3 separate regions of the Mus musculus genome follow, and all the other regions are linked to region 1. The links are chromatin loops, found by intact Hi-C in ENCODE. Cell type or tissue: gastrocnemius. All regions are shown on one strand. Links, peaks and the distances in the headings refer to the core of each region. The heading gives the core; the rest is flanking DNA.

The links. Hi-C counts contacts between places; a loop is a spot of excess contacts. Peaks named below come from ENCODE experiments on the same cell type or tissue, not always from the same donor. Only the 100,000 strongest peaks of a DNase experiment are listed, where the experiment ranks them.
Region 2: it touches region 1 in a loop (4-fold over the local background); 2 of 42 quality-filtered maps call a loop at or near these places.
Region 3: it touches region 1 in a loop (2.5-fold over the local background); 7 of 42 quality-filtered maps call a loop at or near these places.

What each region holds. Positions count from the first base shown.
Region 1 is chr14:54,249,353-54,260,028 of GRCm38, forward strand. It overlaps Dad1 (defender against cell death 1), which reads right to left and starts at 4,577. Exons shown (of 3, transcript NM_001113358.1): 1 at 4,280-4,577. The coding sequence starts at 4,490. It overlaps Abhd4 (abhydrolase domain containing 4), which reads left to right and starts at 9,931. Exons shown (of 7, transcript NM_134076.3): 1 at 9,931-9,967. The coding sequence starts at 9,945. In gastrocnemius, for the core only: no CTCF peak of the experiment used is centred there; a DNase peak (open chromatin) is centred at 4,586; H3K4me3 peaks cover 2,625 bases; H3K27ac peaks cover 1,948 bases.
Region 2 is chr14:55,092,910-55,103,585 of GRCm38, forward strand. It overlaps Thtpa (thiamine triphosphatase), which reads left to right and starts at 1,875. Exons shown (of 2, transcript NM_153083.5): 1 at 1,875-3,097; 2 at 4,471-6,086. The coding sequence starts at 2,551. The coding sequence ends at 4,598. Ap1g2 (adaptor protein complex AP-1, gamma 2 subunit) reads right to left here. Exons shown (of 22, transcript NM_007455.5): 9 at 10,500-10,598; 10 at 10,294-10,349; 11 at 10,028-10,141; 12 at 9,733-9,873; 13 at 9,599-9,653; 14 at 9,402-9,524; 15 at 8,689-8,778; 16 at 8,486-8,613; 17 at 8,162-8,266; 18 at 7,742-7,868; 19 at 7,510-7,660; 20 at 6,793-6,956; 21 at 6,331-6,429; 22 at 5,926-6,252. The coding sequence ends at 6,151. In gastrocnemius, for the core only: a CTCF peak has its summit at 5,376 (motif pointing left); DNase peaks (open chromatin) are centred at 2,066, 3,963, 5,372 and 8,761; H3K4me3 peaks cover 1,854 bases; H3K27ac peaks cover 1,895 bases.
Region 3 is chr14:54,421,331-54,432,006 of GRCm38, forward strand. It overlaps Mrpl52 (mitochondrial ribosomal protein L52), which reads left to right and starts at 5,579. Exons shown (of 5, transcript NM_026851.2): 1 at 5,579-5,630; 2 at 5,704-5,761; 3 at 5,841-5,908; 4 at 7,254-7,318; 5 at 8,252-8,420. The coding sequence starts at 5,603. The coding sequence ends at 8,398. Mmp14 (matrix metallopeptidase 14 (membrane-inserted)) reads left to right here and starts at 10,268. Exons shown (of 10, transcript NM_008608.4): 1 at 10,268-10,643. The coding sequence starts at 10,536. In gastrocnemius, for the core only: a CTCF peak has its summit at 2,213 (motif pointing right); DNase peaks (open chromatin) are centred at 5,565, 8,547 and 9,514; H3K4me3 peaks cover 2,413 bases; H3K27ac peaks cover 1,626 bases.

The sequences.
Region 1 (10,676 bases), core at 1-8,000:
AGACAAATTTGGTTAAGTAACATGATCAGGCGTGCAAATCAGATCAAGCTAAAAGAGATACCACGCACGGGCTGCAAAGCTAGGAAGCAGCCTGAGACACCGAGAATAAAAAAGTGATGGATAGGACATTTAGAAACCAGACAATCAGCCACGAAGTTGGCAAACTCCCAATTTCCTGGACAGTAGCTGAGAGGAATCCAAAGATCAAAGGACACTCCCTAAAGTAGCTCCACCCCAGTCCACATAAGCCAATGGCTTCCTTGAGACAAAAAACACTCCATGTTAGTCTCCGTGTCTCTCAAATGCAAACTCCTCTGTGATTTCTTAACTGCGAGTACTAAAACTTTACTTTGTAAATGTCGTCGTGTGTGTGTGTGAGAGACAGAGACATGAATGTGGTATATGTGTGTGTGGCGTGTGTGCACGTGTGTCCAGATGCACGTGCCTGTGTGTGCATACTTTCAGAGGCCGAGGACATTGGGTGTCCTGCTCTCTTTCATCCTTATTCCTTTGAGACAGGGTCTCTCATTGAACCTGAGCTGGCAGGCAGCAAGACTCAGCAATCCTCTTAGACACTGCCCTGCGCCTCCCACCCCCACTCCAGCACTGGGGTTATAGGCATAGGTACCATGCCTAGCTTCTGACATTGGTGCTAGGTATCTGAACTCACCGCTGTAAGCACTCTAACCAACTAAGCCATCTCTCCGGCCCATAAAACTGTTTCCTAAGCTTGAGTACGGACGAACCAAAGTTGTAAAGTAACTTAAAACAATGACTTCACAGACTAGGGACGAGGCTCAGTGGTGGCGTGTCTGCCTAGTAAGACTTACTTTAAAGACAGACTTAACTAATTGCCACTTAATCTCCCTAAACAGTTCTTGAGATGAGCAGATCCCAGCTAGGTACAAAAGGAAACTACAAAGACTACCAACACTGGAATGTTAACTCTGACTCGACAGATGTTCCTCCTCTAGTGATAGCTAACAGGAAGATAAAAGACAGCTGCTGAGCATGGCTGAGAAAGGAAAATGACTTCCCTGAGGTCCTCTAAAAACCTACTACACTATCCGCTGCTGAACAAGCCCATCCCTAGTGCCCTCTCACCTCAAGTCCCTTCCTGAGACCCTGAATAAGCCACCCAGCCATGAGGAAACAGAAGACAGCATTGTGTCTTTTCAGGATTCAGATGTTTGATGCCAGCATTCTAAACTCATTTACAGTGTCCTAACCAATTTCTAAAGAGCAAATGTACATGCAAAAGAAACAACCAGCCAAAAGCATGGAGAGACTCAATCCAAAGAGGGCCCTCCCCCAGGACATGCAACTAACATCAACTTCAAGTCTGCCCCTTCACTTCCAAAAAGAGAACTGTTGTTGGACAGCAGGTGTGCATGCTATTTACGCTTTACTTAGTGTGAGTGTGTCCATGTGGAGGTGAGAGAAGAATGCAGGAGTTGGTTCTCTCCTCCCGACCCAGGCCCCAGGGATCAAACTCAGGTGATGCTCAGGCTTGGTGACAAGGACCCTCACCCACTGAGCCATCTATCTGCCTGTGCTGTCACTGTTAATTCTCAGATGATCTCCTACAGAAACAGGCCAAAGCTCCAGCATTAGTGCCACTTGGTCTTTCAAAATCCTCCCCCAGAATTTCCTATAACCTCCCTCACCAAAGCTGCCCCTTCCAGTCTCTTCCCAAAGACCACAGAAAAGTCAAAAACACCAGGCCTGAGGTCTCCTGTCTCAACAATGTGAGCGAAGGCCAAACAAGTTACCAGGCAATGATCTGGCCTAGTAAAAGAAGTTGGGCTTAGTAAAATGAATACTGTCAAAAGAAACATGGCAGCCAGGCTGCTGATACAACTTTAACCCCAGCACTCAGAACATGGAGGTACACTGATCTCTGTGTTCAAGGTCAACCCAATCTACAGTTCCAGCAAGGCAGGGATACACATTAAAACCCTGTCTCAAAAAAAAAAAAAAAAGAAATTAAAAGGAAAAAAAAAAAAAAAAAAGAAAGGATGGATAGGTGGGTGGATGATGAATGGATCTGAGAATTTAGCTCAGTGACAAAATACCCTGAGTTCACTGAAGGGAAGAGAATGCAAATGATAACTTTCTTCAGCAACAATGAATTATCAGAAACTTTTTCTTTTCCTTAAACCCAATTTTATTTCTCTCACCCTATTCCCTGTTACCTAAAAGATTTGTAAATATCACTACTAACACCAATCTTACTACTAATAATGACTTCAGTACTAATAATGTCCTAATAATGTCCTCACTAATAATGTCCTCACTAATAATGCCCTCACTCCTAATAATGACCTCACTACTAACAGTGTTCCTTTGCTAAGCAGTCTAGTCAATAACAAGCCATATATATACCTCCCACTGAAACCTGATCATTTCAGCCTCAACAGGCACAAAAACAGGACTTAGGAGCTGGAGAGGTGTTTCAGTTGGTAAAGTGCCTGCCTCAAAGCATAAGGACCTGGTTTGCTGGCACATCTTTAACTGTGGAGTTGCAGAGAGTTGGAGAGAGGCAGACAAGACACCATACAACAGGAAGACACTCCCTCCCCAGAGTTCTCTATCCACCAGCCAGTTCAGTCTAGCCAATGAATACTTCTGCTCTTTAACCTCCATATACACACACATGCACACTGACACATAATGACACTTTACAATACATTATATGCACACAAAGATGCTCACAAAAATACTTTTAAAAGAACATTAAAAAAAAAAAAAAGCAAAAGCTGGGGCTGGGGCTGGAGAGATGGCTCAGTGGTTAAGAGCACTGACTGCTCTTCCAGAGGTCCTGAGTTCAATTCCCAGCAACCACATGGTGGCTCACAACCATCTGTAATAAGATCTTCTGCACTCCTCTGCTATGTCTGAAGACAGCTACAATGTACTCACATAAGTAAATAAATCTTTAAAAGAAAAAAAAAAAAGCAAAAGTCATCTACCAAAAAAAAAAAAAAAAGAAAGACAGATGGGATGAAAGAGAGAGTGTGAGCGCACTAACCTAACTTTCCAGCAAATCACTTTTTTTCTATGTAGTTCTGGTAAGTCAGGACTTAACTCAGAGGCTTGTGAAGATGGGTGGCTTCAACAGGAGAGACCTTACTTAAATCAGCTGTTAGCCCCACTCTGTTCCTACACTTCCATAACCAGAGGCTAAATAAGTAAGAGGTTCTCAGCCTCTTACTGTTCTCTGTCGGGAACAGTACTGGGCACAGTAGAGAGGTTTGTCAGACCTGGCTAATGGTGCTAACATATCCTGATGGTTAGGGTGTAGCCTCCAGAAACTGGACCAAAAACCAAAGACACTATGATGACCACTGAATAAGCTGACTTTGCAGCTCTAGCTCTGACTGGGGCACAAGTCGGCTGGGGCCTATTTAAGTTCTGAAAAGTAAAATTGTTCCCAGTGGGCCTGACCTAGCAATGTGAATGTGTACATGTGACGTGAGGTTTATGTTAAGACACTAAATCAAGTCTCCAGACAAGTCCAATGCTATATTTTGTCTCTGCCCAAACCAGCTGTAATTCACTGAGGAAAACAATTGCTAATAAACCCCCAAAACACTGCTGACTGACCATGATACATTTGGTAGTAACATTCCTAAGCCAAACCTGTTCCCAGTATTCTCTCAGTTCCATGGGGCAAGAAAAGTCAGACTTCAGATGAAATCCATGGCGGCAATCCTCATTAAACCTGGAAGTCTGTAAGGTTATTAAATGTGTAGAAGAAAGAAGAGCTAATACACAATTGTGTGAATAAAAATTGAGTTGAGGGTAAAGAGAAAAAGCACATAAATTATGCACAGAAATAAGTAGGGGCAACTAAAAAGCCAGCATCAATTGGGTTGCCTCCTCACAAGCAGTCACTAATATTTATATTCCTATACTATCACCAAAGTCTTCTCCTAGATGAAGTAGGGATTAGGCCAAAGTGATAGAAATGTCTCAGCTTGGCATTTTAATTTAAAGCTCTACCAACTTTAAATTTGTGTTAAAGTTTCATCAAGGTAGGATATTTTTCCTTAGAGAAGTATTAATTGCGACGAACACCAGAAGACTATTTCTTTACATATTCAGTTTCAACTCCTGTTAGGCATTAGAAACGTGACATTTCTGAGCCTGCTTCCTGGATCCCAAGAAGTAAGCGTGACTTCACAGACGACGGCCTTCTACAAACTACCAAAGGGTACCGTGAGGACGAAGCTGCGCGCCAAAGTGGGACATTATGACCAGGATACAGAATCATTACCCGCTAGGATGAAGCTGCCCACACAAGAGATGAAGCCAGAGAGGAAAGAGTTGAAGGGGAAGGTGCCCACGAGGAGACAGTAGCCGAACTGCAGCGCCCCGGTCAGCAGTATATAAAGGAGATAGGCGTCCAGCAACTTCAGCCGCTGCGGAGTGGAGCTCAAGTACTCCTCCAGGAACCGGGAGATGACGGACACCACAGACGCCGACATGACGAACACGGGGACTTCGGATACCGGACGACCACAGACGATGTGGCTCGCGCGTGCGCGTTAGCGGGCCCTAGCCACGCCCACACCGGCGGGCCAATTGGCTCCGGCGTAAAGGCCAGCCTTGGTGCGTCACAATTAATGCGCAGACACAGGCTGCATACCCAGACTGAGAACTACAAACGGAAATAAATTAATGCTCCTGCGCAGGGCCTATCTCCCCCTCTGGAGACGTGTACTATAGCCTTATTTCCGCCCTGCGTTTGTTGACGCCCTCTGTTGCTCTGGCGACGAGATTTGTGACCGGAACAAGGGGAGAGGTTTAACAGCGGACAGAGACGCTTCCCAGAGAGTTCCGGCTCTCTTTGATCCCCCTCAGTGGTCTAGCTTGGGAATCTGCTTAGAGACCAAGCTGGCGGTCCAGGGACTTAACCTGCCTGGCCCTAATTCTCTTAAAAGCTCTATCTTCAGATGCCTATGACCGATCATTAGAGCAGGTCAAGTTCCTCCGCAGTGAGAACTATGCTTATACGGGCCAAGCGCCGGTTTACACTGGCGGGAGAGGGTTGACCTCTACAGGATCCTGAACTGGAAGGCTGAATCTGGGCCCCACGAAGAACCTAAGCCAGCAGGTATTCATTCATTCAACAAACGCTCGTTGAGTACCAAGGAGGTCCAATAGCTGTAGTTATATTGTAGGAATTTTTAGGTTAATCAGTCACTGTCTAAAAAGAGAGATAGTCACTTGTGCGTAGAGTGAAGGGTCAGGATCAGCAGCAAACTGACATTGTACAACAGGTATTGTTATAATATTCCTTGAATGGCTCCAAAGAGCATATTTGTTTCAACCTGATCCTCTGAATCATTTTATAGAAAAAGAATTGAAAGTTTGAGGTTTTAACAAGTACAATTAACTGCTTTTTAGCGTTTTAGCTGAAGAAAACTTAAGTTCTGCCTTCTGGTTTGCACTGCCATTACAAGTTCACAATAACCCGACCTTCTAAACCTAGTATCTCATCTTTCAGTTAAAAAGTCTACCCGCATAGAATCCGGTACTTCATTTCAGCGTTTAAGACACTTCCAACTGCCCTGCCTAACTAGTTGAGCAGCATTTCTAAACCCGCAACTGAACTACTGTCGCTTGTTATCTGTATTTAGCCCGGAAACACTTAGCGCCACAATCCAATAAGACGTAAATAGCCCTGCCCAGGTTCCAGTGAATCACTCGTGTCTTTGGAAAGCCTTAGTCTGTTAAAAGAGGTAAATCCATATTCACAAGAGAGAAGTTTGCACTCCTAGAAATGTAGCCTCTGTGCTCTTGTGTTACTGTAGAGTGGGTGGGATGTGGAAGGATAACCAGACGGGTTCCTACTCCACATAATATGAAATGCATCTGCAATTGAACCCTTCTCCCTGTCTCAGCACAAGTAGAACAGATTCCTCTGGTCGTCAACTTAAGGCCAAATGGGCTAACTGGCTGTTTCTAATTATCCAGTAATGAATTCTTCCAGAAGTTCCTGTGCCATCATCCCAGCACCTTCCAGAAGTGTCTTAGCCTTTGATCTTTGTCATTAACATCTTCATAGGAGTTCCCTAGGAAGACAGAATCAATGCAAGACATCACTTATTGAGACAAGCATACTCATTCTAAGACAAAGCCATTCTGAACTCCAGATTTTCTCAGCTACCTGAATTAACAATACGGAAAAGTTTTGTTTTGTGTTCAGTATATGAACATAACTAAACTCTCAATAGGGATTCATACGGTCATTGGTTTTGAGTAGTGTGAGTCAGAACATTACTATGTGTAAAAAGCTCATGTGCAGAGGGATAGTAGATAAAAGTTCAAGTTCCAGAGTCAGACAAAGAGGGTGTTAAACTTTGATTCTACATACTACTAATTACTTAACTTGAGACTGATCACTTAACATTTAATTCTTGCTTTCCTTCTTTGTGTTCTTTTTGACAAGGTTTCTTTATGTAGCCTCGCCTGGAAATTACTATGTATCCCAGAATGGATTCAAATTTGCAATCCTCCTGCCTCTGCTTACTGAGTGCTGAAATTTCAGGTATATGCCACTATGGTCTCATTTTCCATCTCCATGACATGGAAATAACAATACCTGAATCACAGCACTGTTTTCGTTGGGGTTAAATGAAATAATGTCAAACATTAAGCAGCAAAGTCCAGAGCCCATGATAAATGCCCAGAAGATGTTTGCACTTGCTAACAATTATTCATTCTGACATGAACGACCTCTGTTTCTCCAAATAATTAAAACTCGGCCATACTGCAAAGCTCCAATACTTTGGGCATGCAAAAGATGATGCTAGCACTGTAAATCTGATGACTGGCAAAGACACATTGGGTTTTAAGTCAAATCAGAAGTCAGAGAAGACCTTAGAGGCTTCATTACTAAGGTGCTCCACAATATAAGATATGGGAGAGTAGAGGGGGCATACTCTGTGATTCTTCCATTCTTTCTCCTAAGAAATTATATTATCAGCCCGGCAGTAGTGGTGCACGCCTTTAATCCCAGCACTTGGGAGGCAGAGGCAGGTGAATTCCTGAGTTGGAGGCCAGCCTGGTCTACAGAGTGAGTTCCAGGACAGCCAGGGCTACACAGATAAACCCTGTCTCAAAAAAAAAAAACAAAAACAAAACAAAACCAGAAAAAAAATAAAAAAAAGTACAGTACTTTATGTACTCTTTTTGTATCAAATCATGTATGTTTTAAAAGATATGTTTTTAAGATAGGATATATTCTTCCATATGTGTCTTGACTTCAAGATAAGAAGGGGAGAATACATTTTTCTCTCCAGAGGCCTGTCTAGAGTAGGTACCAAGAGTTCATTTCATTGTATATAATTCTAGAAGATCTACTCAATCCTGAGTTATATCAATTCTGGGAATACCTTAGGATAACTTTTGTTATAAAGAACATTTTCCATATACTTGAAATTCTTCCTTCTAAACAACTATGCTAACGCTTATTTGGAACATGTGGAGACAGAATACTAATGCTCTCTGCATATATGTTCTAGAATCTAAAGTCCTAATACCAGTCGCACCTGATCAGCCTTTCCCAAAAGGACCCACATTTTATAGGTTATCAGATTATGGGAGCTTTTGTTGTCCTAGAACTTAGTACTTCATTCTGTCAGCTACTTAGTACTTAGTACCCTCAGAATTTAGTACTTCATTCTTAGCACTTAATGCTTCATTCTGTCAGCCAGGCATGCTTACTAGCCTGCTTGTCCATGCATTCACCAAGTGCCAAGCACATACCTTGCTGTGGGCAGGGAGCAAAGCAGGGTGCTAAACAGACAAGACTCCCCCCTGAAACTTAATTTCTGGAGGAGGGGCAAATGAGTATGGATTATGCAAGAGCCTTTTAAAATGGTGTTCTGAGGAAAATAAACTAAAGTCATGTGGTGCCCTGATGATGGGGGTCTCTTTTAGAAGGAGGGAAGTTTGAACTAAGTTCTGACTACATAGTTGCCAGCTCTCCAAAACCAGCCTGGGGAGTCTGTGGGGGGGGACCACCAAAAAAGATGACTTCCTTTCTTTTTATCATTGGATTCTTTGTGTAACATAATGTTTGGCTTTGGACATAAGATACATCATTGTTAAAGTACATATGCTAAATCTTCTTTGAATTGCCTTAGTGAATTCTCACAAGCCACACACTCCAGAAGCAGCAGCAGCCAGACAAAATGACTTGCCCAAGATCAGGAAATAAATGACAAAGCTAAGAACTTGAACTTAACCCAGACTTCTGGCCATGGGTTCTATTTGTTTAACTAGTGTGTCTTCTGGAACACCAGCACCTTCAATGCAAAAAAAAAAAAAAAAAAAAAAAAAAAGCAGCTTTCTAGCCTCAAACCAAACTAACTGAATTAGATTCTGAGGATGGCAATCAGGAGGCTGCGTTGTTATCAAGCCTACCCAATGACTGTGTATAGTGAATTGTGGGACCACTGAGCTTGGCTAAAATCATGGATGGACATTTCTGAAAATTCCAGTTCTCTTCAACTTTAAACCCTTATAATGATCAGTTTAACATTGTGTTTCTGGAAAGAATAAATCTCAGGTTCTCTTCGGTCTTTCAAGAAGACCAAAGAAAAATACTGTAGGACTAGGAACATAGCTCCACTGCTAAAGTGCCTAGCTAGCAAGCAGAAAGCCCTGGGTTCGATCCACAATCCTGAATCAACAAGCCTGGCAGAATACCCTATAATCCCAGCACTCCAGAGATAGAAACAGGAGACTCGGAAGCACAGATCATCCTCAGATACACATCCAATGTGAGGCCAACCCAGGACACATACACCTTGACGTGTGTGTGTGTGTGTGTGTGTGTGTGTGTGTGTGTGTGTAAGAGAGAGAGAGAGAGAGAGAGAGAGAGTCCTCAGTAGATTCTTTCCCCTTAAGTATGATTAAACTACTGCAGTGGATAATCAGAAAGGGAGCGGCTCCAGGGATGCCACACCCCCTTTGCCATTTCAAGTGAATTCTGAAGCCAGCTTCAAGATGTGTCCCGCCTCTCTGCCGAGCCAGCCTGAAATGTGCTCAAAACTTCTGGGTTAAGTCACTTCACATCCCACATCCTTAATCTTATATCCACATACCTAATCACGCCCAGCCTTATGCGTTAGGCCTTTAACTGGCCCTCCTCTGGGAGGTCCACCGAATGGAAGGAAGCAGGATACTGCTACTTTTTCCTTGGAAAGTAGGTTGAGGCAAGACATCCCCAGAACAGAGAAATGCTTATGCTGACAGGTGTCACCCCTCATCTTAGAGCTGTGAATACAGGATGCCCCAAATACTACAGGGAGCCTACTTAGCTTTAAACTTTGCTGTCTAAAATTTAACTAGGCAGCATGCTTTTTGTATTTCTGGAACCGGGAAATCTTGGGTTACAATATCCGAGGCCCTTTTATAGGAAGCACCCTTATGACTCCACGGACATCTAAACCATTTCCATAGGACTACCAAGGCAGATGAAGCGTCTGTGACCTGAGATACAGAGGGAAGCTTGAGAACGTGAGCAAGAGGCAAAGCAGTTCCTTCACTCTTTAATTGAAGGAGGTGTGGAGGCGGGGCTGGTGGCATTCCAGTGAGGAACTTTGAGTTTTAAACTACCTGTCTTCCTGTCTCCCTCACTGTCCCCCAAAGGGATGTGATCCGGATTAAGGAGCCTACTTTTGTGGGACCGTAGTGTTCAGCCTGGACGCAGGCCAGAGGGAGCAAACAGAAGGAAGCACCCAACTGATTGCTGTCCATGTGCTGAGTCGGTTGGTCTGCCAACTTTGCCCGCTAGAACCCCGCTAGCGACCCAGGCCCCGCCTCCGGCCCCGCCCCCTTTGTTATCCGATACTTCCCTGGGTCAGCTGGTTCTGGCGTCGAGCGGAGGGATGGGCTGGCTCAGCTCGACCCGGCAGGGCTTGTTTACTATGGCTGATGATCTGGAGCAGCAGTGAGTTACTCCTGTCCGTTTCTCTTTCTGTCTCTATCTGTCCGGGCCAGGATCCGGGGACTGTCTGTAGTTGCGGACAGCTTCAGACTCCCCGCCTTTCCTTTCAGGTTGGCTTCCAGGGAGGGATGGGTTGCGCTCAGGAGCCCCGGGAGCGCTGAGAGATGAGAAGGCTGCGGAGCTGGGAGAGTGTTGAGGGTTAAGCTTGCGTTCAGCCTGGGGACTCTGACTTTCCACTAGTCTTCGCGATCGCCCCTCTGGTAGCCCAGTTAGATTAGTGGTAAAGCACGAGGAATAAGCTAGCTCTTCCCGATGCGGACGTGGTGCTTGTGGAGACTTGCCCGGAACTAAAGTCGTGGGTGTGAAAAGCCCTTGAAGGACAAGGCATGGGTAGGAGAAGTCTCCACTGCGATGGAATTAGTGTGGAACTGGCTTGCAAATTCCTTTAGCCCTTGGCCGCCTTTACGTTCTGCTTGCAATCCTAGTTGATAGTGTTCTTAATCATAAACACATGCTTACTGCCGTGGTTTCAGAAGTAGGTTTGTTAGATTGGGATGTGGTTACTGCTCGCCCAAGGCCATCAAGTTTGAGATGCCACCTGTGTGATGGTGGTCTAACAGGATCGGGAAAAAGTTGCTTAGAGGAGAATGACTCAGCTCCAAGGGTTTCACAGGAACAGGGCCTTCCCTTGACCTAATATTTGTCCTTTTGG
Region 2 (10,676 bases), core at 791-8,790, 840 kb after region 1:
CCGTTTGATTACTAGAACATTCTGTTTCATAGCAGTTTCATAGTGTTTCTCTCAGTGTTGTTGTGTTCTTAACTCAGTGTTGGGAAGGGAGATGGGAGGCTTTGGTTCCTTCTCCTTAACAGCTCATCAGTGTTTTATATTCTAAATTTTAAGATTCTGAAGCGAAGCTGCGCGTGGTGGCACACGCCTTTGATCTAGCACTTGGGAGGCAGAGGCAGGTGGGTCTCTGAGTTTGAGGCCAACCTGGTCTACAGAATGAGTTCTAGGACAACCAGAGCTACACAGAGAAACCCTGTCTTAGAAAAAAAAAAAAGATTGTAAAGCAGAGTATACAGGACTTTATTTTATATTTTATATTAGAGGAAAATAAGGTTTCCCAGCTCAAGATTGCATGGCCGATAAGTAATAGTCCCATGATGTAAACCCTCAGTGGTCTCCAGAGCCCAAGCTTGCTGCGTGGCATATTTTCTTATGAAACCAATATTTTGAGTTTCTACCATGTAACAGTAAATAAAGTTTGTAACTGGTTCTTCAATCCTCATATAACTGAAGCGGGAGAGGGTGGTTGTACCATGGCCAGGAGCAAGTGGGTCTACAAAAGAGGACGGACGGGTGAGGTTTGGGCTAATGAGAAGAGATGGGGTCTCGGACTTGTTCCCTCCCCACTCAGATCCTTGGCTTTACTTTTCAGTCTTGTTGAAGCACTGGTATTTTCTGTGTTCTATAAGATCCAACCCATAGACCAGAAGCAGGAGTTTGTTTAATGCCTTCCTAAGCTCAAAATGCCATGTCTGTAAGTGCCAAGTTCCCATGATGCTCCCTGCCTGTCTCACTCTTGGCCCAGGAGGGGCTGTAAGTCAGTCTGTAGCTCAGGCTCTCCGCAAGCTGTCACCTCTTGCCTCAGCTTCCCCGATGGTGGGAAACCAGCAGCAGCACAGCACTCTGCCTGTCTACTGCTCGTACTCCCAACAATGCCACCTCCGCGACTGTTGAACTGAGTCTGCCACTCACTCATGGCTTTTCAACCCGCCACTCAATTGCACTTCAAGCCATCGTCAGCTTAGATACTGGCTAGGTGCTGTAGCTAGTTTCTGGGCTTTTACCCAGGCGGTTATTCCCACCTAGGTCTCCAGAAATCCCACCATATTCATTCATTCATTCATTCATTCATTCATTCATTCTCTCTCATACACTCTCATGTACCAGTATTTTGTCTGTAGTACAGTACAGGAGGATGCCAGAAGAGGGCGTAAGAACCCCGCTGTAACTGGAGTTAAAGAGGTTGCCACCTGCGCTTTAAGTGCTGGGAAGGTAATCCCAGCTCTGTAAGCACAGCAAGTGTACTTAAGTGCTGAGCATCCATCACTCCAGCTGTCCCATTACATCTCTAATTCACATTCAAAACATCACTTCCTCCATTGACAGAAAGTTTCCCATTTATCCTCTCGAAAATCCCAGGATAGAGGTAAGGGCATGGCAGCTCACACAGGTAACCCAGCACTCACTCGAAGAGGAATGAGGAGTTCCAGGTCAAATTGGGTTACATGAGATCCTTGTGTCAAAACAACAAGAAGCAACAAAAGACAAAACAACTATAAAAAATATTCCAAGTGACCACTGAATTACTCCACTAACCATTACAACTCCCCACTTAGTGGGGAGCCATAGCTTGTGTTTTATCAGTCGCATTCACTGTCTACACTGGGAGGGGTTGGGAACTACTCTTCCCGTTCGCCACCCCCAAAAGCCTTCCTGTAGAGCTTGAGGTAGAGTCCCGCTTGCTGAAACTAATTCTGATTTCCTTAGTGATCGGTGGGCAGGAAAGGTGAGGTGGTCCTTTGGAAACTACATCTCCCATCATGCACCAGGCCCAGGATGCCAGGCTCACGCTAAGGCTCGAGATCTTGGCCGATTCCTGGGCTCCAGGAAAAATGCAGGATGAACAGCGGGCAAGAGGAAGCTCTCTCTTCTCTTGCCCACCGGGTTGGGTCGCACGTAACCTAACAGACCTCTCAGGCCTAGCTTGTCATCGGCACCGCCACACCGGTCTAATATGGCCGCTAGTGCTGGGACCGGTCTCGCGCGTAAAGAGCCTGGACTAAGGTCCGGAGCCGGAGACCGCTCCCGGCATTCCTCGCGGGTGTAGCGTGGGCACCCTTCCCCCACTTCCGGGTCCCGGGAGAAGGAGACCCTGGGGTCTTGAAGAGTGTCCCGAGGTACCGCTGTTTGGTGCTAGGCGAAGAATGGCAGATCATCCTGGGCAGTGAATCACTGGCCTTGGGTAGCAAGGTGTAGCGAGAAGATAGGTCATCAGCATTACGGCCTGTTTGCTAGGGAGCCTTTTGGGTTATCAGTAGTAGGATTTAACTGGAGACTTGTCACCATTGTTGCAGCCCGCAGAGACCTCCAAGTAGAGCCCTGTGAACCTGGAGCAGAGCTCTGGGACAGTGTATATGCATCTTAAATTGATCCAGGACTAGTCCGTCTTTGCTGACTAGTCCTCACCTTGAGCACTCAGTGAATACCTGGCAAACAGGGTTGCAGGTTAATATGGCCCAGGGCTTGATTGAAGTGGAGCGAAAGTTCGCTCCAGGGCCTGACACGGAGGAAAGGCTGCAGGAGTTGGGGGCCACCCTGGAGCACCGGGTCACCTTCCGAGACACATACTATGATACCTCTGAGTTAAGCCTTATGCTGTCTGACCACTGGCTGCGACAACGAGAAGGTAGTGGATGGGAGCTCAAATGTCCTGGAGTAACAGGTGTCTCAGGACCTCACAATGAGTATGTGGAAGTCACATCGGAAGCTGCGATTGTGGCCCAGCTCTTTGAACTGCTCGGGTCTGGGGAGCAGAAGCCTGCAGGTGTGGCTGCTGTCCTGGGCTCGCTGAAGCTGCAGGAGGTGGCTAGTTTTATTACTACGCGAAGCTCCTGGAAGCTGGCCTTATCTGGAGCCCATGGACAGGAGCCTCAGCTCACAATAGACTTGGATTCAGCGGACTTCGGCTATGCTGTGGGTGAGGTAGAGGCCATGGTGCACGAGAAGGCTGAAGTCCCGGCTGCCCTAGAGAAGATCATCACCGTCAGTAGCATGCTTGGTGAGGGAGACAGGTCTTTGTGTGCGCAGCATGGTGGGGGAGGGAGGCAGGCCCTTCTATGCTCAGGAACATGGTGGGTGAGGAAGACAGGCAGGCCCTTTGGGCTGTCCTTTTTTCTCACTTAACCTCACTGCAGGTCCTTACTGAGCCATAGAGGAGTGGAGGGAAATCATTTTTGTAAGGAAAATTGGTTTTTTGTTTTGTTTTGTTTTTTCGAGTCAGGGTTTCTCTGTGTAGCCCTGGCTGTCCTGGAACTCACTCTGTAGATCAGGCTGGCCTCGAACTCAGAAACCCGCCTGCCTCTGCTTCCCAAGTGCTGGGATTAAAGGCATGTGGCACCTTTTAATTATGTGCTTTTGTTTTTTGTTTTTTGTAGAGATTTTCTTGAAAATCTAATTTGTTTACACTTTGATAAGAATCCTTTCCAATTCTTTAGTAGCTAATTTGGATTTTATTCTTCCCGGTTCCCAATCTTCATCCTGGTTATCACTTAATTCTCCTAGTTCTATTTATTAGGTCTCTGCTTTGATCCTTCCCACAAACTTCTCTTTTCTCTTTCAACTTCCTACATGGTTATTATTCCCTTGGCTCTTTCTGTGGTCTTCTATGTAGCCCAGGAAAGGCCTTAAGCTTGTGGCATTACAGGTGTAGGTAGCCACACCTCGTTGTCCATGCTTTTGGCTGAGCATGACACTGGTATGGGGGGCGGGGGCAGTGGTGAACTCTTTGTCAGATGTTTCTGTTTCCATGCCTAGTTCTGAAATAGCTCATCTGCACACTTCTGAGATTGTGCACTGCACTGGGCCTGACAGCCCTGGAGGGCTGAGCCTCCTTGGAGACCACCCGTGGAGTTTCCCTGCTGTGGGTCAGCAGGCTGCTGTCCATTAGCGATGTGTGCATCAGGCCGTTAGAGTTGAGGTTCTGTGAACGCCACTCGCCACTCCACAGCCCCTGCTTTCCTCTGTTTCCCATAGCACTTGGTTATCTTCTGTACTCCGCTGCCTGTGCTCCATTACCAAGCTAATGAGCTTTGGCTTGCCTAGATGGGCTTGAATCTTGATTGGGAGAAAGCGGTAATAAATGAAGTGAGTTGGCTCCCCTGTCTCCGTGGCACAGGATGCTTCTCTACCATTTCTCATTGCTGGAGGAGAGGCGCTTGGGTGGCTTTCCAGCCACACAACCCGAGTGGGTTTTTGCAGGGAGGTTTTCACTTCTGCAGGGAATGGGTGGGTTGGAGAAACTGCCCTGATGGCCTCTGGATTTTTAGTACTGCCTTGCAGACTTTGGAGTCCTGGCTGGGTAGGCAGGGAACAGAACCGAAGCATGTCCGAGGGCTCCACCTGCTTCTTTCCTCATTGTCCTCTTGCCCGCAGGAGTGCCAGCACAGGAGGAGGCACCAGCCAAGCTCATGGTATACCTACAGCGCTTCAGGCCTCTGGACTATCAGCGCCTGCTAGAAGCAGCCAGTTCTGGTGAGGCCACAGGGGACTCAGCATCCTGACAACAGCGTTCACTTTCCAAAAGGGAAGGTAACTCTGAAGCCGCCATTCACATCCGGACCCACGGTGCTCCTTTCCCTTACAACGGAGCCACTTTCCCCTCCAGCTCTGCCTGGTCTTTCGCCCACTCTGAGCTATCCTTCCTGGAGCCCTCCCTGGCTGCTTCCCTCATCCGTCAGATGCAATCTGTGGGCCGCCCCTCTCCCCTGGCCGCTAAGCAGCCTCCATTGATTTCCGCTCGTGTTTATAGGATTTCCACTTAGCCGTGATCAGTAGTTAAGCACAGGAAAATCCCTTGCCACCCCCCCCTCCCTTGGTCGATGCCATTGATTCTGCCAGAGGCTCTGAAGCCGCCTTACAGCTGAGTTAGAGATGAGGGGAAACAGCGGGGATTTCCCTGCCCTGGGGTGTAGGGAAGAGCAAGAAGGTGGGGAAAAGGTTAGGAACTCCTTAAGGGATCTAGAAATTCAGGGCCTGCTGCTGTGCCGGGAGGGTAGAGTGCTCAGTGTGGCAGTTTAGAGAGAACATTTGCTCTCCAACCCAGAGAGGGGTAGAAAGAAAATGGTCATTGTTGAGACCGGTTCCTAGGGTTTCAGGAAGTCATACTTCCTGTGGAGAAGGCACCACCCTTGCTCTTAACACATTTTTTTTTCTCTCAACTAGGTCAAAACAGGCCTCTCTTCCCTTCTCACGCTTCATAGACTTTATTTGTTGGGGAGGAGGCAGGCTCTCTATATTGCCTTGACAAATATAGGGTCTGAGTGCCACCTGCTGGTGGCCCTCAGGGTTGTGTCCCAAGCTGAGGGTGCAGAAAGATTTGAGAGGAGCCGAGGCAGTTATGAGGCAGGCAAGCTTAGGGAACAGGTTAGCAGCCTGGAACTCCACTTGGTTTGAGCTATGCACACCTCTCATCTCACTGCCACTTGGCATCTTAGGACCCTCAGCTGCACGCACCATGCACACACATTCTTCTAACAGTGCAGCCAGGACCCCGCCTGTATCGAGTAGCACTTAGAGCCCACTTCAGACAGTAAATCTCTCTTTCCCCAGCAGCCATCAAAACTCCCCTTCTGTGGACAGTTTTATTCAAACACTTTAGGACATACCCCAAAGTAGGGAGCTGATTAGGCCTAAACGGGTTTGGGGTAACCTGTGATCTTTGGGTGACCTTTTGAGGAGAACTCCCTATGGACCGTCCTATGCCTGTGCAGAATGAGTTAGCTTATGATTAAAGTCAGCTGCATCATGGGAAGGGTTACGCACAGAGAAGAAAGGCTGACAGAATCCAAGCCTGTCAATGAAAACAGAGAATCACTCAAATTATGCCACTTCACAGCTAACACCTTCGTTCCCTGAGACTTTATTAAAGGAACACCGGGTGACTGCCCTGGGCTCTTAAGACTGTGGTCATCACCCGTTTACAGAGCACTTCTAATTTGTACGCTCAGTTTGCCTTTAAATAAAGTTTACTTCGCCATTTACGTGGGTCTTTATTTCCGTTCCTTGAACACCAGGAGCCTGGAGACACCCAGGCCAGACACTGACCACAGTCGGTTACTGCCACGTCTCCACAGGCAAGTTATCCACCTCAAAGATCTCCTGTACTGGCTGGCCAGAGTGGTTGTAGGTGAGGCGCAGCTTAAGTCGCAAAGGTGCCTAAAAACAGGCAAGCAGAGACCAGGGTCAGGTCTCCTATTGCTTCGTCCCTCTTACCCGCAGCGTCTGACAACTCACCTGGTTAGGATTGAGGATTCTGAAGACCTGGGTGATGGGAAGACCACCCTGAGCTGGAATTGTGTTCCCACTGGGGGCCTGTAACTGCAGCTGGAAACTCTGAACATGGGAGATTTGGGCAGAGCATTGTAAGGCCCCTGGGCTCAGGCAGTCCTCCACATCCCGTGGCTCCCAAACATTTTTGGATAACACCCCAATAACACAATCACTCCTTTCCCATTATACTCTGCCTCCCACCCTCCTCCATTTCTTTCTGGCCTCTTCTCCTGAAATTCCCTGGCTACCTCTGAATGCTATTTTTTTTTTTTTCTTTTATTGAAACAGTGTAGCTCAAATTGGCTTCAAAGTCACTATGTTAAGGCAGGTTGGCCTCAAACAATGAGTCCCCCTGCCTCAGGTTTCTAAGTTCTACAATTACAGGCACCAACTATCACACCTGGCTAAACCCCACTGTTTTCAAACCTTGGGCACAGCTGCCTGGCAAACGAAGTGGGTAACATCCTCCTTTGAGGAGTTGGTGGTGGTGGCAGTGACTAAGAGCAAAGCAGGGGTCTCCAAGGGCCGCATGAAAGAAAGATCCAGCTGTAGGCCCTCACGCTCAAACACTCTGACACTGGGGATGGGAGCTGGAGAAGGGAGAGAGGCAGCTCAGTGCATGGGCTTAAGATAAAACACCCAGCCACTCAGCCAGTAAAAATGGAGTGAGCCAGTCTTGACCCTGCAGCTGCCCCGGATCTAATGATAAAAGTAGACAAGCTAAGGCTTGGGCTGGCCATCTAGTTGGGGAAAGAGAAACATCGAACGAAATACAAGATAATCATGGCCGTGATGAACCAAGTTAAACAGGAGAGGGTAGACAGATGGCATTTAGCTGAAGAGTGAGTAGTATCCGCTAGTAGCAGTCCTTTTGGTGTTGGGTAAAGAACGTGAAATGTTAAGGGTTTGAGGTGGAAGGCTTTGGGGAGTTGAAGAGACCAATAGAGTGGGCAGTGGGAAGTGATAGTGCAGGCTGGAGTGGAAACAGGCCTGCAGACTGGGGTGAGAAGTACAAGTACATTAAAGATGGGACCGCCATGGACCTTTGCCTACTGAGATGGGTGTCCCTATCCTTGGCTCAGAGAGAGAAAAGACCCATTTCCACCCCACTTCTATAATGTTTCTCCCTTAGCTGAGGCCTACCTGGGGGTGGCGGTGTACAGGGAAGGTCAAGGAGATGAATTAAGGCTTCCCCTGGGGAAGGAGTCTGAGGAGGAAGATGCTGGGCATGCCCAGAAGAGAGAGGCTCTGAAGTGTCACCCAGGAGATCCAGTAGATCTAAGAGTTTGGTGGCCTGGGAAAAAGGGCAGGAGGTCACGGCAGGGTGTGAACACCCACATAAGTCTTCTCTACCCAGGTCCTCCCACCTCCTCACCTGGGGTTCTGTGGGGGCAGGGGCTGTCACTTCCAAGGGCTGGGCTTCCGTTTGCTTCTCCTTCCCTCCCTCTTTAACGTGGGGGTCACCACGCTCTACAAGAGGCATCTTTTCTAGGATGGCGGCTCTGAAGGGATGGAACGCAAGGGTTCCTGTATGAAGCACATGCTCTCACAGAAGCATTTGGGAAGAAGACCAAGGACACAGGGCGGTGGCACACAGGGTCACAAGTGCCGTCCTGGCTTCCTAAGACAGGAAGCCAGTTGCTGGTCTTCCGACAACAGATGAGGATGGGAAACCAGCTTGCCATCCACTATGGATGGGAGGTGAGTCGTTCCCCCCCCCCCCCCCAAGAGAGGCTCTGAAGAGCGCCCTGGGAGTAGAGAGTCTGAAGTTCTACCTGCAGGCCTCAGGACACACCTCATGTGGTCGTACTTCTGGAAGAGTGTGTTATACTCCACAGCCCGCTGTTGCAGCTCTAAGTCCACACAGCTCCCGTAGATGGACACCACCTGGCGAATACGACTGGGCCACCGTGTGGCCTGTGAGAGGCAGTGGCGGTCGGCCTGCTCTTCCACTCCAGGATGAGAGGGAAGGGAGAGGCCTCACAGAGTAAGGAGACCCCTGATATATGTGGCTCAAAAGCAGATTCCTAAGGCTAGGCGGGGAGAGGGATGCGTGCCTGGGGACTTAGTAGGCCTGGCGGAAATGACATCTTTAAAGGGACGGGAGCTCCCTTCTTACTTGTTGTCTCCCCGGAGTCGGGTGCTCAGCTTCATGAGGGCTGTGATGGCGTAGCCCCGAGTGGCTGGCAGGGACATATGGGACTGCAGCACCTTTTCCAGCAGTGCTAGCACGTCCTCTTCTTCCACCTTCAGGTGTGGACAATAGGTCATGTCTGTCCTGGAGAATCCTCCCCAGGGTATCACTCACTCCTCAGGTCTCACCTGAAAAGGCTCCGTCTCCTCACAGTTACCTTCCAGCAGGAGGTCCCCATACTCGCCAATGCACCAGGCTGCCACCTGAACCAGTGGTTGCTGGATGGGAGATGAGACACTGAGGGGCTGGTCTTGGGGTTGGGGCAGGGGGTGAGGTCCCCTCTTCTAAACCCTACGATGTCTCTTTACTGCAGGGCAAAGAAGGTTGGGTTGGCAGGGTAGAGGAGGGAAATTTAAGTTTGGTAGCAGGCTCCATCTTAGCATTTTTGGCTACTAATGCCCTCTGGTGGGCGAGTACCAGAACTACATGGCTTGACCACATGACAGAGCCCTGAGAGGCTCTCATAAGAAAACAGGGATGGTTTCTACTTACTCTACTTAAGTTGACAAAGGGAGTTATGGATATCTTAGGGTGGCCCCTGTTAGTCCACTGGACACTGAAGGTAATAATATAAATGACTGTATGTGCCAAACTTAATATATCTCATGTGATCTCAAAGACAGCCTGAGAGGTAGGCATTCTAGAAAGTTGAGGACATGGAGCCTAAAGGAAATAAAAATTATTTATCTGGAGATGCAGCCTGTAGTCACCAGGGGCAGGACAGAAGCTTAAGTAAAGGTGGGCTTGGTCTTTGGCCATCTTCTGTCAATTCCGCATGTGGGGAAAAGCATTCAAATTTGAGAAGGCTGGCCAGCTGGACCTAGGGAGACAGGAGTGATACCTGGGAGATATCCTCTGCTAAGGCACTGTAGAGACGGCGCACAGAGTAGGTATGCAGCTCCTCGGCCTCTCCAATCAGCTGGGTCAGGTTGGCCACTGCGTCATCCCTCACATGGGCTCCTGCCTGGAGAGGGGTGGATGTGGCCAAGTCAGCGTTCTGCCAACTCCTGCCCGACTCCCTGCCTGGCCCCCTCTTACCGTGGTCAGCACGTGCAGGATGGTGTCTATGTGCCATCGCTTGCTGGGAGCAAACCTAGGGGACATGGCTCATCAGTGCTGTCACTGCCCCTCCCCAGGCCGCAGCCTCTGACTCGAAGCCATTTGTCACTTACCTCTCCGCAGCCAACAGAATGCCTGAGGCACAATCAGCCCGAAGATCAGGGGGGCAGGACTCCAGAAAGGCCTGCAGCTCCTGCATCATGGCTCGTACATTGGAGCTGTTCACCAGAGCCAGGCTCAGCTCCAGGGCCCGCCTGGGGAGAGAGAGGCATCCCTGCAGATGGCTCCCGGGTTTCCAGGCTTCTTTTCCTCTAGTTCTTATGCCAGATGCTCTGAGCTGGTTTGAGTTTCGGCCACCAGTCACTGTGTCCTCTGCCCTGTCCCCTTCTCCCTTCTCCCTCTGCCTACCTGCTAAGGGAGGCGTCCGTTTCCTGTAGACACTCCACCACAGTGGACCGGTGACGTTGTACAGCACTGTGGTCAGACTGCACCAGCTGCAGCAATGATGTCAGAGCCACATACCTGGTCAGGGGAAGAGAGGCCATATCACACAGGGTCATCTGCCTTGATACCCTGTGTTGCCCCCTCCCCAGTATACCTAAGAGGTAGGTGGGTCAGAAGGGAGGAATGCCCAGGTGTCTAGTGGTACAATCTAGCCAGATCCTGGCTGTTACCTAATATTCTTGTCATTGTTGAGCAAGAAACGACCAAGAATGTTAACAGCTAGAACCTATGGGAAGAAGAAGATGGAGACAGTCAGGGAAGAAGCCACTTGTTCAGTGGGATCTCCTCCATGATGGGGGTTAGGGAAACGCCAGGGACCAGGACCAGCTGAGGAGGTGGGGCCCCAGCAGAAGAGCACATGAGCACGGAATGCTACCCGGAGGCCAGCAGCAGAGTGGATGGCCATGATGGTAAGCACTGTTTCCAACAGGACAGCGTTGCCTGCATTTCGGCTGGTGTCTGTGTTGGTGGCGACCTGTGGGGATGGGGAAGAGGTTCATCTGTATAGGGCTCTAGTGGTGGCTGGAAGGTGACCACTGTGCTCTGTTTATCT
Region 3 (10,676 bases), core at 1,529-9,528, 170 kb after region 1:
CAGATTGTCCAGTTCTCATCAAACTCCCTGTCCTGACCCCGCCCCCAAGTCCCCAGTTCTTGCTCTGTTGAATGACTTTTATTGTTTTGTTTGGCAGGATATCACTGTGCAGCCTTGGCTGGCCTGGAACTCACTACATAGACCAAGCTGGCCTCAAATTCCTAGCGATCTGCCTGCCTCTGCCTCCCAAGAGCTGCGAGTAAAAGCTAGTGCTACCACTCCTGGCACACATGCCCACTTTTGCATGTTTTATTGTCCATGTTTTATTCCCCAAAAGACACTTCTATCACTTTGAATGATCTTGCCAACTGATGGTATTCTGTGAGCTACCAAGAGACGGGAGAGCTGCTGACCTGATTCCCTTACGTAGCAAAGGTGGTAGTATAAGGCTATCTTGCTTGTTACTGCAGAACGTTGAGTCTTACCCTATTCTTCAAGCTTTTAGGGTATATCTGCTCTCTCAGCTGAAAACTATGGGATTCTAGTGCTGTCTTGGGGCCAGAGGCTTAGCAACATGCATTTGGAAACAGTGGCACTTTCTCTATTCTGACACTTCCAGAAAAAAAAAAAAAAAAAGTAACCCCATGCATTTTGTGCAAGTGTGTGTGTGTGTGTGTGTGCGTGCGTGCGTGCGTGCGTGCGTGCGTGCGTGCGTGTGTGTGTGTGTGTGTGTGTGTGTGTGTGTGTGTGTGTGTGTGTTTACTGCTAGAGATCAAACTGGGGCCTCACACATGGCAAATATACATCCTACTACTGGGCCTTCTACTCCAATGGCCACATTTGCTTCAATCTTAAAGTCTTAAAAACTTCAAGAAAAGTATACAGAGCTATCTAATCTCCTTTGTAGGTTTAGTAAGAAAAGCATATGAAATTATTTGTGTAGAAGTGGCTTTAAAGATTTGTGTTCATTTTAATTGTGTGTGTGTGTACACATTTGAGTACAGGTGCCCTCGGAGGCTAGGTAGGTCGGATTCCGTGGAGCAAGAGTGACAGGTGATTCTGAGACTCAAACTTGGTCCTTTGCCAAGAGCAGCAGCAATGTCTTTGAAAAGCAAAGGTAAAGAAGGGGCTGTCGAAAGGACTCACAGTTGAAAGCATCCTTGTAGAAGTTAGTTTGATTCCCAGCACCCATGTGATCTATAACTGCAGTTCCAGGGGAATCTCATGTCTTCCTCTGGCTTCCATGGTCACTAGGCATATACATGGTACATGGACATACATATAGGCAAAACACCAATACACGTAAATCTTTAGAAAAGAAGAACAAGGGCTGGAGAGATGGCTCAGCGGTTAAGAGCACAGACTGCTCTTCCGAAGGTCCTGAGTTCAAATCCCAGCAACCACATGGTGGCTCACAGCCATCTATAATGAGATCTGATGCCCTCTTCTAGGGTGTCTGAAGACAGCTACAGTGTACTTACATACAATAAATAAATTTAAAAAAAAAAAAAAAAAAAAAAGAAAAGAAGAACAAGTGTGTGGTGCTGAGGGGTAGAGACCCTCCCTAGCGTGTTCAAGACCCCAGAGCACACAAAAAATAAATAAATAAATAGATAAATAAATAAATAAATAAATAAATAAATAAATAAACTACCAGGCCTCTACTCCTAGTTATTTGGGAGTTATTTGGGAAATGAGGCAGACTGCCTAGAACTGAAACAAAGTTCTAGGCCAGTTTAAGCAACTTCAGCGAGACTCTTGACTCAAGTTTAAAAAATAAGGGATGGGGTCAGGCATGCTGGCTCTCACATGGAGTCTCAGCATGCAGGAGGAGGTTCAGGCTAAGATATCACTGCAAATTTGAAGCCAACCTATATCACACAATGACCTCTAAGCTAAGCCTAGGCTACTGAGACCCCATCTCAAAAAAGGAGGAGGGTTTATGTCATAGTAGTACTCTTATGTTCACACCTTATAAACTTCGTGGTATGTTTTGTTTTAATTTTCCAGACAGGGTTTCTGTATCACAGGCTGGTCTGGAACTTATCCCTTACTCCCACCTCCCAAGCGCATGCGGTCTCCGGGCCCTGCTCTCCCTTGTTTTATTTTGAGTAGGGGAGGAGAAATGCAATCTGCGGCATTCAGTTAATTTCCTTTTGTTCTTCGTCTGGTCTTTTTTGGTCAGTCCCATCCTGCACCATTTTGTTATCGGTTTGGTTTTTTTACAAAGATATATTTATTATGTATACAGCATTCTGCCTGCATGTACGCCTGCAGGCCAGAAGAGGGCACCAGATCTCATTACAGATGGTTGTGAGCTACAATGTGGTTGCTGGGCATTGAACTCCAGCCAGTGCTCTTAATCTCTAAGTCATCTCTCCAGTCCCCAGTTTTTATTTCTTAAACCAGGATCCACCCTTCCCTTCTTCCAAAGCACAACTCCAAAACACTTCCAGGGTAAAAATTCCTCATCCTTACAAAAGGAAATGAGAGACTTGATACACTCGGAAGACAGGCTATCACACCACTCCTGCTCGCCTTGCCCTTGTTAGCCTGGGTTTATATCTAGCCCAGCAACCCTGCAATGTAGTCTTGCCATAAAGGATTTTGGCTTACATTATCACCCTTGAAATATTTTCAGAACAGTAATATTTATTTATTTTTTAATATTTATACCAATAAAGACATGGAAGGTGGGAACAGGTAAAATCCTGCTAGCTCAGTAAGGTAACTTTATTTTCTTAACTATATACAAAATATCTACTTATGAGCCTGATCCTACAACTAAACTGCTAGCTCCTTAGAAATCTCTATCTTTGTCAGACAACCCAGCTAGGCTACCTTTCTCTTGAGCTCCTCCAAACCCAAGAGGGCTCCTGAGCTCTTTTCCCTAGAATACTGCAGTGTCCTGACAACTGCTTCTCTGGGGTTAAGCCCAGAGAAAATCCCTCTTACCTGGAGCTCCGTCCCTAACTAAGGCTCTTCCAAGCCAAGAGAGAGAGCTAGTAAAGGCCCAACTGCAGTAAGTCTCTAGCCCCACACTCAAGGAAGGCTGAACCAGGTCACCTTCACACCTTCACAGCGAGGGGGCTCCGAGTCAAGTCAGTAGGGGCCTAGGAAGCCATCCAGCTGACTTTACCTAGAGTCATAAAGCAAAGACCATAAGACCTCTCCCAAGAAATTTGCCTTAGGCTGGGCGTGATGGCACAAGCCTTTAATCCCACCACTCGGGAGGCAGAGGCAGGCGGATTTCTGAGTTCGAGGCCAGCCTGGTCTACAAAGTGAGTTCCAGGACAGCCAGGACTACACAGAGAAACCCTGTCTCGAAAAACCAAAAAAAAAGAAAGAAAGAAAGAAAGAAAGAAAGAAAGAAAGAAAGAAAGAAAGAAAGAAAGAAAGAAAGAAAGAAAGAAAGAAAGAAAGAGAGAGAAAGAAAGAAATTTGCCTTAAAATAGGTGAAACTTCCTATTCTTTAGTATCTTATCTATTTGAAACTTTTAGAGGCACACCCTAACTGCTTCCCTTCAGGACACACCCAACTGCATCTGACAGCTTCTGTATTTCGTTAGCAATTAGGTTTTCTAATGTATAATAATCAAATATCCTGTAACAGAGAACTAAGAACTCAAGAGTTTCTAGACCAGTCTGGGTTACAGAGCAAGACCCTGTCTCATAATGGGAAAGGAAAGGCTAGGGAGGAAAGATGGAGGAAATAAAAAAGGGAAAGGAAGGAAAAAGGAGTTCCTCAAAGGCAAAAATAAATACCAAAGAGAATAAAGCAAGCCAGGCATGGTGGTACTAACTGGTAATCCCAGTATTCAAAAGGCTGATTGATGCAGGAGCATTGAGGGCAGCCAGGGCTACCTAGCAGGCACTGGGTCATCCAGAGCTACTTAGCAAGATGCCTATCTCAAAAGAGGTGCTGGGGAGAAAGGAAGCTCTAGCTTATAGGTTGAATATCCTTTATTTGAAATGCTTGGTATTGTTAGCATCACGGGCCTTGATCGGTCTTGTTTCTACTGTCAGCTAAAGAATTAATAGGCAGGAAATCCTCAGATGTGACAGGTAGCAGTGGAGAAATCTCCAACATCGCAAACAGCTCAGACAGAATCAGCAACTGAAGAAAGGCTTTATTGAAGGGTGAAGCAACATATACATGCATCACACACAGAGAAAAGTGCCTTTGCAAAGCCAAGAAGGGGGACTCAGAAGACTGAAAATCTAGTCCTTTTCCAAGGCTGGAGTTTTTAAGTCTCTGAAGTTTTCCTCCCCTAATTTAGGGTTGGTAAATTTAAAGAGAAAAAGGATGGCTGATTGGCCCACAACTGTCTTGGAACATGTACCAATCCAGCCTTGAATTCCTGGAGTCAGTCTATCAGCAGATCTACTGGGAGGGAGAGAAAGCCCACAAGATTCTTTGTTTTATGCTGCCAGGCTTTTGTCTCAGGCTAGGAGGAGAGGAAGAAACCAGACATCGTGGAAATTCATCATTATCTAGTCATGGTCTTTTATCTGTCTGCCTACCAGGGAATCTGTCCAACTCTTGGGCCCTTAATACAGAAATGCCTGATTTGGGAACATTTGAATATATGTTTGTTGGGGATGGACCTGAATTCTAAGCATAAAATTCTTTCATGCTGAATGTTATTTTTGAGTATGCTAAGGATGAATCCACAGTCTAAGCATGCTAGACAAGTATTCCACCACAGCATCATCGCCAGCCCTTAGTGCACCTGATTTTTTTTGACAAAAATTCCGTCATGACTTCGGGTGTGTAATTCTCCATCGTAGCATCATGTTTGGATTCAACAGGTTTGGTTTGGGAGCACTTCAGTTTCCAGGTTTAATCCACTCAAAAAGTATACCTAACTCATGAGAATGTGTGGTTTAAAATTAGAATCAGAGTCACCTTACATCCCTGCATTCGGGAGCAGAGGCAGATGTATCTCAATGAGTTCGATGCCAACCTAGGCTACATACTGAGTACCATAGTTACATGGTGAGACCTTGTTTAAAAAAAAAAAAAAATAATAACTGGCACCAGTACAACTTCCTCAAAAAAATGTTTAACAGTGTCCTCAGATCCGTGCTTCCATACATAGTCTTGCAAATGACATATACTTCCCTTCCCACCACTGGGCTGCACTATTAGTCATGTCTGTGATCATTTGTCTTCCTAGACTCAAATGCCTTATCTGGACTGTTTTTTAGCTACCCCTATAATCTCCTAACCCATTCACCACTTCTTCGACTCCGTTGGATGAGAACCAAATTTTTCCAACTCGTTCTACACTTGATCATATCAGAAAACAAACGTTAAAATGAAGCAGAAGGCTGCACAATGAGGTTCGTTGGATGCGACACTTCTGAGTTACCCTAAATTTCCCAAGTCTGGAGAACGTCCGGGAAAGGACTTGGAAACAGCTGCGAAGGATTCGGTCACAGGTATCTCAACCACCTCGGAGGGTGCAAGATGCACGCGCGGGGCAGTTCCTCCTGTTCAGAACACTCAGCCCACAGCTGACTCCCACTTCCGTACGATAACGCAAGATGGTGGGACCGGCGATTGAAAACCACATTCAAGATGTCGGCTTCCGGTTTTCCCGGCAGCGTCCCGCGTGGCTGCCGGGGCCACGCCCACTTCCGGTTCCCTTGCTCCGGCATGGCTGCCTTAGGGACCTGGCTGTCCAGTGAGTGATTGTGGGGTTGGGGACACGGGAGCCGCGGGGCGACCAGCCCTCTAACTCCCTGCTCTTCCATTAGGTGTCCGGAGATTGCACTGCAGCGTAGTGGCGCGGGCCGGTGGCCAGTGGCGACTCCAGTGAGTGCCGTGCCGGGCGGGGGCGCGGCGGGACCTAGTATCCCGCCGCGTCCTCACCCACACTGTCTCCCCCACCCAGGCAAGGGCTGGCTGCCAACCCTTCCGGCTATGGGCCCCTCACGGAGCTCCCTGACTGGTCCTTCGCGGGTGAGCCTTGATGTCAAGGGTTTTTTGTTTTTGTTTTTTTTCCTCCGAGACCACCGGGGTAAGGGTTGGGGGCGTGTCTGGGAAAATAGTGAACCTTTTACTTGAGTTGGAGGACTGCAGCTCTACCTTTGCCTGACTGTGTAGCCGGGTGTTAGTTCACCCCTGAGGTTTTAGGTTTGGAGAGCTGAGGCAGAGGGATTGCTGTGAGGTTAGTGCTATGTAAGGAATCCTTGATTATCCTGAACTACAGAATGAGACCCTGTGTATCAATCAAGAAATAGTAATTGGCTAAGGAAAGTTAGCTGTCAGGATCGTATCCTGAAGGTATAAGGAAATACTAACGTGGGCTGTTCTGGGCTTGGAAGTATGTATGACTTTTATCCTCTCAGAAGGATAAAACTCTCACATGTGTGGTGAGTGTATTTTGACAATTCGTTTGCAAATGTACAAGGAATTCTTTGAAAAGCTGCTGAAAAGAACACCGAAGATCCCTACAAGTCTGAAATGGCAGACTCAGTACAGAGAAGTCTTTTTCTCTTTAAAAAAAAAAAAAAAAAAAAAACTTATGGACTGAAGGATGCCTTTAAAATGCGGTGCCTGTTCTTCCGGAGGACATGGGTTCGATTCCCAACACCCACAGGGTGACTCACAATTGCTTGTAACTCCAGTTCCAGGGGATCCAATGTCATCTTTTCACTTCCACCTTTACCAGGCACCCACATGGTGCACAGACATACATACAAACACAACACCCAAGCACATAAAAATAAAACTTTAAAAAAAGCAAAATTAAAAGAGAGTAGTGACGCATGCCTGCAATCGGCACTCACGAGGCAGAAGCACTGAGAGCTAGGGGATAGCCTTGGCTACATAGTGAAACCTTGCCTCAAAAATCAAGAGTGAGGGAGAAAAAAAACCCTATATTTCATTATACAATGAGATGAAGTTTAGCAAAGAGACACATTGAGTGAAGGGTTTCTGAAGAGAAAAGTGAGTTCAGCTTGGCAGACGGCCCTAGGTCCATGCTAATGACAGGGTTAAATGATAGGAAGAGCGTGCCTATGAAGTCATTTCGTGATTCTGTTGGACCTCACCTCTGAGGCTAGGTGAGTTTTAGTTGTGGTTGTGAACTGGGATCCTCCTCAGTATTGTTTTTGATGAGCAGAACTGGGCCCTGAACCTACAGCCTCACGCACGCCAGCATCCACCCAACCAACCATAGTCAGGGTGACCTGGAAAAGTGGAGCTAGGGGCTTACTCTTCTCCAATCCCTATCACACCAGTGTTTGGACAGGATCCCCAGACCACATTTAACACTATGCCTTTTGTTTACTTTTGTCTGTAGATGGCCGCCCTGCACCCCCAATGAAAGGCCAACTTCGAAGAAAAGCTCAAAGGGAGAAGCTTGCAGTGAGTAGCTGGGACTCTGCCAAAGGCTGTGTTTATGACTGGAGGAGGAAAATTTAAATCATCATTTATCTTCATTTTCTTTAAGATTGATTTTTACTTTATATACATGTGTTTTGCCTGTATCAATGTATGTTCATCATATGTGTTCGTGGTACCTGTAGTGGTCAGAGGAGGGTGTCAGATCCTCTGGAACTGGAATTACAGATGGTTGTGAGCTCTGGGGTGGCTACTGGGAGTTGAACCCTTGTCCCTTGCAAGAGCAGAGAGCCATCTCTACAGCCCCATAAATTAGAATCTGTTTTAAGTTGTGTTGTACTTGAGCTACTGTTTGGCAGTGCATGGGATAAAATCCAGGGCTTCCTGCCTGCTAGGCAGGCACACCAGCAGCAGCCATTTCTCCAGTCCTTACACCCAACTAACTTATCTTTTTAAAGATTTATTTATTTTTATTTATATGAGTACAATGTAGCTGTCTTCAGACACACACCAGAAGAGGGCATCAGACCCCATTACAGATGGTTGTGAGCCACCGTGTGGTTGCTGGGATTTGAACTCAGGACCTCTGGAAGAGCAATCAGTGCTCTTAACCTCTGAGCCATCTCTCCAGTCCCTTTTCTTTCTTTCGATGAGGCATGTAGACCAGGCCAGCCTCAAACTCACAAGAGATGGGCCTGCCTTCACCTCCCAAGTACTAGGATCAAAGGATGTATCCCCCTACCTGGCCAAGCTGATGTTTTACTACGACTGAGAAGGGAAGACTGGAGCGGGGCACTCTGCAGAAACCAACAGCTGACCTTCCTCAGCTTCACACCGTCAGCGTGATGCATCAGTATCCAGCTGAACACTTGGCTTTGGGGGGGGAGGGGGAGACCTGCTCAGTGGTACATATGCCTGAGCCCCAGATGTCACCTACTCTCTTCCTGTCTGTTTCAGAGACGAGTTGTACTGCTGACACAGGAAATGGATGCTGGAATACAGGCATGGAAGCTCAGGCAGCAGAAATTGCAGGAAGAAAGGAAGAAGGAACATGATCTCAAACCTAAAGGGACTTTACTGAGAAGCCCACTTCCGAATCAATAAAAAGCAGCTCCTGCCCCACTTTCCCAGACTCTCTCTGGCTTTCTTTTCTATAGTCTGAATGCTTTATCAAGTCATTTTCCCCACCACTTGTATTGATAGCAAAAGACCTTAAAATCACTGCCTGCCAGGCTTGGCCCAGTGCCCTTAGTCCTCCCCATTCCAGTTCAGCCAGATCTTGCTCTGGGATCATTTTGCCCCTAGTGCTGAAGAACGTGCCCAGAGCCTTAACAAAAGCTAAGCACACCACCACCTATCACTTGGCCTGCTTGGGATTTTTAATCAACCACAAGCAACTGCTTTGTGAGAGAAGAAAGGGGCAGCAGCAGTTTCCCTGGTTCACCCTCATACTCTTGTCACTAAGAGACCATGCACAGCTCAGATGCATACAGTTGGCATTTAATGTTTTCTTGAAAAGGTCTTTCCACCTGAGGATCTTTTTCCTTTTTAAGACATGGTCTCACGGTAGCACTGGCTGTCCTGAAACTGGCCAGGTAGACCAAGTTGTCTGGCAATCACAAAGATCCTCCCACCTCTGTCTGGATTTAAAGCCATGTGCCACCATACCTGTTAGAAGTCCCTTTCTTAACAAGCAGCTAGTATCTGGGTACATGGTCCAGGAGACACTCACACTGTAAGGCAGATATAGGAAGGATTAAACTCGGGGTCTTCTGCTGAAGGAGTAATAATCAGACTTAAGTTCCAGAGGTTAAAGAGGGTCCTTGCTTCCCCACCCCCACACACAAGGTCGCTGCCCATGACCTAGCAACCATTCATTGTATTGATCGTGAGCCTCCCTTGGATTCTGGAGGCAAGGACCTTTGTTCCCGTTCCAGTGCTCCGTGTTTGGCTCCCATCATCCACCACAAAGCTGGCAGCTGTGGATCTCTGCAGCTTCCTACCTGGCTTTATTCCTGCCCCCTTCCCTTACCGCTTCCCTTGCTTGCTTTCCTTCCCTCTCCCCACTGCCTTCCTCTCGCTGACCAAATGCAATTCTTGGATCTTACATTTCGCTGATGGTCGAGTTTTCTGTCTCCCACACTTTTCCTGCCTCTGTCCCACTGCTGGTGTGTTTCCATATCTAGTTGTCAACCTCTTATCTGTCTCCCTCTCGGAGAGCCAGCGCAGCCTGGCCTCCCTCTCCCCTGTCTGCCTCTCCTTTTGTTCTCCCTGCCCAGCCATCACGGAAGCTGCGCGCTCGAAGGAACTGTCTCCACTGTAAAGACTAAAGGAAACTCCAAAACCCTACCTCCCATTCCTTCCTCTTCCAACAAATTTCACCACTTCTATCCATCGGGCTTCCCCCGATCCTGTGACCTTGAAGCCCTTTCCTACCCAGGCAGTTCACACTTAATAGAACAGCCAGATTGTAAAAGCCATTAATAAAGGGGTCGGTCCCCCAATTCAAAGTAATTGCGGTGGCTGTTGGGCATGTGGCTTTTGTTACAGTCTTAACTTTGGGGCAAGAGGAGGAGAAGGAGGCTGTCCACAGGTCTCAGCATACAACCCTCTTGTTAGTAAATGTCCCTTCTCCCAACCTTCCTCACTCGCAAGTTAGACTTCATGTCTCCACCATTCCTAGCCATCGGGCTTCCCAATACTTAAACACTCTCAAGTGAGACATGCTGAATACTACGGGAATCAGGCCACCCAAAAAATGCTTAGGAAGAGAAAGTCTTCCGCATCCCGTCCCCTGGGACACCCAGGCTCCTAGTTAGTTGCCGGCTGCGGCCTCAACCCCTGCAGATGGCAGCCTGCACCACAGAAAAGACAAACTTTTTTTTCCCCTTCTCTCCTGCTGTAATTGGATTCGAGCTGAAACACCACGTCCCCACCGAAAAAGGAGGGCATTGGGGCGGGGGCGGAGGAGAGGCTGTGGGAGAAGGGAGGGACCAAAGGAGAGCAGAGAGGGCTTCCAACTCAGTTCGCCGACTAAGCAGAAGAAAGATCAAAAAACGGAAAAGAGAAGAGCAAACAGACATTTCCAGGAGCAATTCCCTCACCTCCAAGCCGACCGCGCTCTAGGAATCCACATTCCGTTCCTTTAGAAGACAAAGGCGCCCCAAGAGAGGCGGCGCGACCCCAGGGCGTGGGCCCCGCCGCGGAGCCCGCACCGCCCGGCGCCCCGACGCCGGGGACCATGTCTCCCGCCCCTCGACCCTCCCGCAGCCTCCTGCTCCCCCTGCTCACGCTTGGCACGGCGCTCGCCTCCCTCGGCTGGGCCCAAGGCAGCAACTTCAGCCCCGAAGTAAGTGAGCTCCTCCGGCCCTTCCCGGAGTTT